Linked DNA regions of Homo sapiens: region 2 is linked to region 1. Evidence: read pairs that join two places in POLR2A ChIA-PET (ENCODE). Cell type or tissue: MCF 10A. All regions are shown on one strand. Region 1 overlaps LINC01895 (long intergenic non-protein coding RNA 1895). Region 2 overlaps TGIF1 (TGFB induced factor homeobox 1).

Region 1 (4,000 bases):
GAAACTATACCATGTACTTATTATCTTTTTAGTGTTGGGATTAGGGTTGCCAGATAAAATACAGGATGCCCCACTAAATTTGAATTGCTAAACAACAGGGACATACTTAGACACAAACATTATTCAGTGTTTATCTGAAATTCAAATTCCGCTGGGTGTCAGGCATTTCTGTTTGCCAACTCCAGCAGCCCCAGCTGGGAGGTGCCCTCTGAGCTCCTCTCCCTGGAAGTCCTCTTACCTGCTGTCAGCTGAGCAATTTGCCAGGCTTGCTTTGGGAGCTGGCTTGAAGTTATTTGGATTTGATGACTCTCTTTCTCTTCTGTACAGGAATCTACTTACCAAGATGGCAGGAGCAAGTGGTTATCAGAGCCTGCTCTCTAGAAATACAATTAAACAAGCAGCCCCTGTCTCTTTTTCTCCACTTTCAGTCTTGGGGAAGGGATTGGTAGGTTAAAGTCATTCTACCTCTTTATTTAATAATTCTGTTTTGCATACCCTTTACTGGATGATCATTCCTTAGAGAGGTTTGCAGTCAAAAGCCCCATTCTTTATTGTATTAAACATCACAGAGTCCCATGTTTTCCTTCAGGAATATGTGAGCAGGAGAGAAGGGTCATGTTGGAGCAGCCAGGACTCAGAGCCTTTCCGCAGACTGAGTCTGGATCCTTTCCTTCAGCCTCCAGGAATACTCCCGGCTCCACACCCAGAATGGTAATCCAGGCAAGGGCTCTGGTGTGTGGCCACACTGCCACCTATTACCTGCGGGTCCAAATGCAGTGACTCAACTTCTCTGTGCCTCTCTTTCCACATGTATAAAATGAGGATAATGTTGCTATTGTAAGAATTGCATCAATTAATAAACAGCACTCAGTGAATCTGTTAGCCCATCAGTGGATCGCGCCTTGCATGCTGGGCATGTTCCCTCTTCTCTCTAGACCTCAGTGACCTCAACTGTGAAGTGGCTATAGCTAATCCACTTGGTCTATAGGATTTGTAAAGGAACATGTTAATAACCCTCAAGTGACTGCAGAGAATGGGGGCATTCTTTTTGGGAAAACTATAGATTGTTTATCATCAGGGATGAATACTTAAAAGAAAATCTGGGAATTTTTTTGTAAGTCACAAAGAAGGATTTGGGAGGGGTTGCATGCTTTTGAATGGGATTGCCTCTCTGGGAACTGTAGGGAAATGGGTGACACAGAAGTACTAGGGGTTTTGGAGCTGTTCTGAGTGAACACACAGGTCCAGTGTGGCTACTTGGAGGCAGGGCCCCTGGAATTTATCCTGTTTTGCCTGCAAAGCTGATTACCCAGCTGCCTCTTCTTTTCTCACCTCCATGATATTATCACCAAGCAACTAACAACAATTAAATCTGAGGACTCAACAATCACGCACTAAGATAAAAGACCACTGTGCTGTTGTGTTTCAATAGGTATATAGAGAGAAGTGGGAAACTTCAGGATTAATGAAATGTAGATAATGTCGAGAAATGGCCAAAACACTGAAGCACTAAATTAGGAAAAGAGCCTTATGCAAATATTTGGTACTAATGCCTGCTTTATTTTTTTCCTTTTTTTAGTTTAATTTTTGTTTTTTGATACAGGCTAGAGTGCAGTGGCACAATCACGGCTCACTGCAGCCTCTACCTCCCAGGCTCAAGCTACCCTCCTGCCTCAGCCTCTCAAGTAGCTAATTTTTCTGTGTTTTGAAGAGGTGGGTTCTCACTATGTTGCCCAGGCTGGGCTCAACTCCTGGACTCAAGTGATCTTCCTGCCCTGGCCTCCCAAAGCACTGAGATTACAGACATGAACCACCGTGCCCGGCCAATGCCTGTTTTAAACAGCAGGAATAGTCACTTATCAGACCTTTAGAATGGCGTGGGCATCCAACTGGAGTGAAGTCTGAGTATGGATGGTTTTGAAAAGCTCCAGGCGTTAAGAGTGACTAACTTAATGTATTCGAAGTCCCATACTTTCATTACGTTTTAGTGAAGACAAATTGGAAGCTGGTCCAAGAAACTCACTCTATATTTTTTGCAGTGTGCCGCATGTTTATATAAACTGTGTGGTCAGCTGTACATCATGCTCATTCCGTGGTGTGCATTCGTTCCTGATTACCTCCTTTTGTTGTTTATTGGTTCTGATTTGAATTACCCTCCAGATACTGGATCTAGATAACTCTTGGGATCAGATGGCTTTCTCTAGCCATGAGAGTCAAGAGGATAGTTTCGAGAGTGGGAAGTGTACATAGCCCCTCCTGCATTGCACAAAGTTAGCCAAATTTATGTCTTTTCCATGTGCACCATATGAGGTGTAAGTTGGAAGGATGAGTAGGCTTGGAAATAGAGCTGCAGCATGTTGGAACCTGCTCATAAGCATGTTGGACATCACAGAGGCTGGAGCCCTGCAGAAGAGAATTGTTGTATTCAAATGTTATTGTGAAACCACAGGAAGAGAGCTGACCTGCCAGCAAGAAGCCTAGTTCTTCTATTACTGAGCATGTGACCTTGTTGGATTATTTTAAATCTTCAGAATCACAGTTATAACACCACCCATCCTAACTTCCTAAAGAACAAGTGAGCCTGCACACATGTGGAGACCATAAAACCCTATCCAAACGCAATGCATGATTAAATAAGCACATGCTTATGTGAGCATATTGTTTAGGTTTAGTTTGCCCTGGAGGTTGTATTTATTATATAGTCTCCAAGGGCAAGAAAGCATGTTCCACTATATGATATTCATGTGTGCTAACTATTAATTCTCTGAAAATGATTCTGTTGTTATTACCAAAGGACAAGGGCTATAAGAGAGTTTTATTAAACAAACTTGAAGTCTGTCATCTCTATAAAACATCCTTATTTGGGTAAGCAGAGAGGCTTCCACAGGTTTACAAATGATTTCACAATCAAGTCTAAAATTAGTGACAGCATCCAAAAAGATCTCTGGTGTCTTTCCAAACTGCTCCAAGCATTAGACTCTCCGAAAGGGAGTGTTTCATTAAATCATCACAGAGCTGGCCTATTCTCTGTCCAGTCTGGGGTCCGTTCTTTGTAGAATTATGACCTTGTCAGGGCATCCAGAGGTGAATAGTTTCTCAGATTCTGACTCACATTAATCAAATTCACAAGAGAGTGGTATATAAAATAGAATATCAATTGATTGATTAATTGCTATATACTATCAATTAATTGATAGAAGTATTAACAAGGCAGATACTCATGTTTGCTGATGAGCACATTCATTCCCTGAAGGCAAATCCATGAGGAAATCCTGTTAAAATACGAAGCCTTCCTGCAGAGCGTGAAATCAGAACGAATTTCCGATTCAGCTGGAACCTCCATTTCCAGCTCAGGTGATCCCATCACACCGACCAGTGGGGCCTCCCTCCTGCCTTGTGAGGTTGCTAAATGAGTTGAGTAGGTCAGGGTCAGAATTTTTAAAATAAATAAATAGAAGATTAAAATAACAGAAAGCATCATACCTAGCAAGAGTAGGATTTGTTTCATGAAACCCGTTTTAATTTAGATAGATAGATAGAGAGATAGATAGAGAGACTGATAGAAGTATTGGGTCCTATGTGAAAAAAAAATGTGTTTCTTACAGTGACTGCTTTCCAAAACAATGTGTGAACATCACTGCTATAGAGATGCTAACATCTTTTATTTTTAAATGAATATTTATTAGGTGCCTATTCTGTAATCTTGTGGAGATTATACTGTAGGAGAGAGATTATGAGAGAGATGAAAGACAGGCAATAAACAAATACCAATACCCTTTAGGTCCCCTACCTCTTTCTCTAGTCTGATGCCTCCAGTGGTACATTTGCTCTTCCTACAGATACAGCTTAGGATGGACTCATCAGTCCTCCTGTCCTAGGATCATGCTTGGCCTTTGAACTGGCCTGTGCCCTGGCAGGTGGTCTCTTAGGCTGGATCTGTGCACAGAAGGGGCTGCTTTCAGCCACCACCTGCCTAGTTTTCCTTTTCCTCTTTTTCTTT
Region 2 (4,000 bases), 110 kb before region 1:
CACAAACTGAGACCTTGGAAAATACTCACCTAATAAACTGACAATCCCACCATAGACAGAACCCCACCGTTTATTTCATCATTTTAGAAAACACTTTTGAGATGTTTTAAAAGGTAATTTCTCTGCAAATACTATGCTACATTTGAATACAAATGCCTTAACTAAATGTACCACTGAACAAAGGTTATTTTAAAGGGTAACGTGGAAAAAGGGCAAGAGATTGCTTGCGTTGTTTTCTTCTGAAAACTCAGCAATAACCGGATGCTTCAAGACTTTTCTTTATAACATGGCCACGTTTTAAACTACGCAGGACAGATCAGCAAGGGATTTAGTGGCTAGCTAAACACTAAAATGATTCATTTCAATTTGCCATGCAGTTTAAGTAAAGCTCTAAGGGCCTGCTATGCCTCCTATCAAGAGTAAATATCACACATCCTGTTTATGCAAACTGGCTTGTTGTCCACAGGTTTTCAAAGAGCTGGTGACACCCCCTAACACTGCACCCTACCCCCCCAGCTTCCTGCTCACTGGGGTGCTATATTCCTACTTATTTTTAAGAAGCACCTCCCTCAACAGAAATACTCTGAATTACAACAATTTTTAAAGAAAATACTTTATTATGTCATGAAAAAAAAGGCATCAACCAACTAGATTCATACTTGTTTGAAAAAAAATGGAAAATTTATTAATTAGACAGTATGTGGGCATCCTGTTCCACATGGGAATGAGAAGATGCTATAGGTTCTCTAAGTATTGCACAGTCTGAAAAAATAACAAAAAAAGGGAAGGGGAGGAAAAAAAAAATCACATGATATTGGGAACCATCTCACATTATGAATAATCTACCAAGAAACATTTAAAAAAGAAAACCCTTTGTTTCTACAGTAGCTTTAAGTTTATAGTTCTTGGAATGACTGTATTCCATTGAAGACATCTCAGTAACAGGAAGCTGTTTTAGCAATCCCATGTGCAAATATTAATAAAAAATATATAAAATAATGCAATTCATCTCTTGCCTTCACCCCGGCAATCATGACATTTCTGAGAACTGTTTTGCTTGAAAATGGGTTAAGCTGTAAGTTTTGCCTGAAGCTCCATCTCTGCAGCCCGTTTGAGTGCAACATCCACTAGAAGCTGAAATCCACTGAAGTCCTGGTTGAGGTCCGGTGGAGTAGGGGGAGGAGTGTTGAAAAGACCACTCTGTGTATTCGTACTTGGTCCAGATTTACAAGTGTCCTCTGGGTACATGAGAGAGGTGTCTGTGAAGTTTTTGGCCGCTATCTGCTGTATATCTGTGTTTTGTCCCACACCGACCGACTGGCAGAGAGAGAAAGGGACATCTTTCAATGCAGTCACAGTGGTATGGCAGATCACTGATGGACGAGCCAAAACTGATCCCGGGGATGACGGCTTAGGAGACAGTGGCCTCCCTAGGGTTGGGTTTGGCCCAGCTGTACAGGAATGAAATGGGGTCTCCTCTAGAGCTGGCATGAAGTTTTTGATGCCCATCACGGACTCCACAGAGCTCGTTTCAGAAATCTTGGCCCCACGGCGGGAAATTGTGAACTGATTTGGATCTTTGCCATCCTTTCTCAGCATGTCAGGGAGGAGCCTGCGGCGGGCGTTGATGAACCAGTTACAGACCTGAAATCATATCGGTACGCTTTAACATTTTCCTCATTCACTCAGCCAACGGGTTCTGAGAATGTTCTATGGGGTACCTAATTGATCTTGCTCTCTGAATTAAAGAAAGCATGAAAAGCCTTATCTGAATTTACAATGTTATTTCAAGGTATCTGAGCTCCGCCAAGAAAGCAAGCTACCACCTGTCATAAGCCTTCTAGTTTCTAATACAAATTTCCTTTTTTGTCTCTTCATACTTAAACCTTTTCAGGACGAAGAAAAAGACATACAATCTCAAATGCTTAAAAATGATTTGAGAGAGAGGTTTACTTTTTAACTCTCCCCATTTTAACCTATCACCTACTGCCCCAACATTTAAGTTAATCAACTACAGGAAAACCTCTCCTTATGAAAAGGGCCACTCCTCCCAGTAACTGATTTTTCCCAGTTCAAATGACTGTGTCAACAGACATAACATGAATTACCTCACTGAAGTCGTCCTTGTTTAAATATCAAACCAGTTTCCTGGACAATAGAGTAAGGTTTAACCTCCTTTTAATGTCTGTTGCATAAAGGAAGGTTCTTTTAGGCATTAAAGGAAATGCTATCTGATAGATGACTGTCAAGTGTTTCTGTGTTCTCTAAATAGCTAGTTATTAGCTTTTAACACTATCAAGTTTACAATAAAAAGATATTCCTTCTGTCTTTGAGTGGCAAGGAGCTTAATGACTTGACACACAGGAATGCCATAAAATGACTTTGAAACTAAAAATGCATCCATAAACCTCACGCTCTCTTTCTTTACCTGTAGCGTAGACAGGTGTGTTTGCTGGGACAGCAACGCTTTTTCTTGCTCTGAAGGATAGGCATTGTAACGGTGCTCATACAGCCAATCCCGAAGAATCTGCACAGACTCCTTGGGTAGGTTGCCCCTTCTCCTTCTCTTGCCTGAGCCAGCGGATGAAGAAAGGTCCAAGGGAATGTCCATGCTGTCCTCATCCTCAGTCTCACTGCCAGATGCTGCAACAATACCTAGGAAAGGACAAGGGCCAGTTGTCAGTTGCTTTATAAGCACAGCAACTATTGCAAAGCTCACTTAACGCTGACCATTCAATGTAACCATGCTTTCCCAACAACTGAGAGCGAGGAGAAGGAGCAGTGTTTTCTGTCCTGAATTCAGGGTCCAAGTAAAAGTAGTTTGACTAGCACCACATAGGAGGCTCTCAACCAAATGCCAGATGCCTTTTCTCAGCCGCTTTCCTCTAGGATTCATTAACTTCTCACATTCCTTTTGAATGATGGTCAGAAAACTCTTTCGTCTAATCATTGGAGGAGACAAACTGCACCCAAAATGAATAACCTGCCACATTTGAAACAGGAAGGGTGCTGTGGCAGTTGGAATATGCCTACCAACCTTCTTTCTAAGATCAGTGCTAACTAGGAAAAGCAACCTAACCAGTCCTAATGTACATTTTAAATGCTACTCTTCCTCCTTCCTCTACTGAAGGTTTGAAATGAAAGGGAGCACTCGTACATTTTTTTTCATGGATATAAGGAAGGAAAATTACATACTACGCTGAACCCAGTTAGTATTCTAAAGGTAAAACACATGTTAAAATTTTCTGCTAACACCATGCATGGTCATTTCTTATTCATTGCTATCCACATTTATTCAAAGTTAGACACCTACTTTAAATGGGCAGTACTAGTCACCTTTTATTAAATACGACCACTGATGTTTTCAGTTTCATCACACAAAAATATTTTTCTACTACTGGTACTTTAGTAAGGTCAAAAGATGCCTAATACTAAATGAATTAAAAATGTCTCCTAAATTTCAGCTACCAGTTTGAGCTCAACCTAGAATAGAATACTACATATCAATAAGCAGAGTTCAGTCTTAAATGATTACATGACAAAGGAAACTGAATATGCAAGCCCCAGAGGAAGCTCTTTTGGCTGTAAGTACTTTAATCCTGCCAGAAATTTTAAGAATTCACAAGCCATAGAGAATATTTAAATCACAGATGGACGGGGTTCAATAAAGCTCCAGAACTGGCCTTTACAGATATTTAAACATCATTCTGAACTTAAAAAAAATTAAATAACAAACGCTATTAATTCCACCTTTCAAAAACTACAGCAGGCTACTCCGAATGACTAAAGAAATACATTCTTTTGCTTGTAGACAATCTAGAATCTTAAAAACAGAAATGAATTACAAACAATGGCATGCTTGAAAAAAATCAGTACTTCTATATTAGGGGAAGTAATTAAAATAACAAAAATGTAAAGGTAAGCATTTTTAGCTTTGTATGCTTTCTTTCCTCTGTAGTATGTAATTTTGGTTGAAAATATGACTTGACCTTAATTGAGC

The links. ChIA-PET counts read pairs that join two places held together with the same protein. Peaks named below come from ENCODE experiments on the same cell type or tissue, not always from the same donor. Only the 100,000 strongest peaks of a DNase experiment are listed, where the experiment ranks them.
Region 2: POLR2A ChIA-PET joins it to region 1 with 7 read pairs; 10 of 35 experiments call an interaction of 5 or more read pairs at or near these places.

What each region holds. Positions count from the first base shown.
Region 1 is chr18:3,344,578-3,348,577 of GRCh38, reverse strand. LINC01895 (long intergenic non-protein coding RNA 1895) reads left to right here. Exons shown (of 3, transcript NR_146506.1): 2 at 328-445; 3 at 590-875. Among named protein-coding and RNA genes, the nearest start is that of LINC01895, 4.0 kb to the left of the region's middle. In MCF 10A, no CTCF peak of the experiment used is centred here; DNase peaks (open chromatin) are centred at 1,917, 2,377 and 2,947.
Region 2 is chr18:3,455,009-3,459,008 of GRCh38, reverse strand. TGIF1 (TGFB induced factor homeobox 1) reads right to left here. Exons shown (of 3, transcript NM_003244.4): 2 at 2,429-2,655; 3 at 1-1,644. The coding sequence ends at 1,069. Among named protein-coding and RNA genes, the nearest start is that of TGIF1, 6.8 kb to the right of the region's middle. RefSeq lists enhancers at 831-1,391, 3,173-3,792. In MCF 10A, no CTCF peak of the experiment used is centred here; no DNase peak of the experiment used is centred here.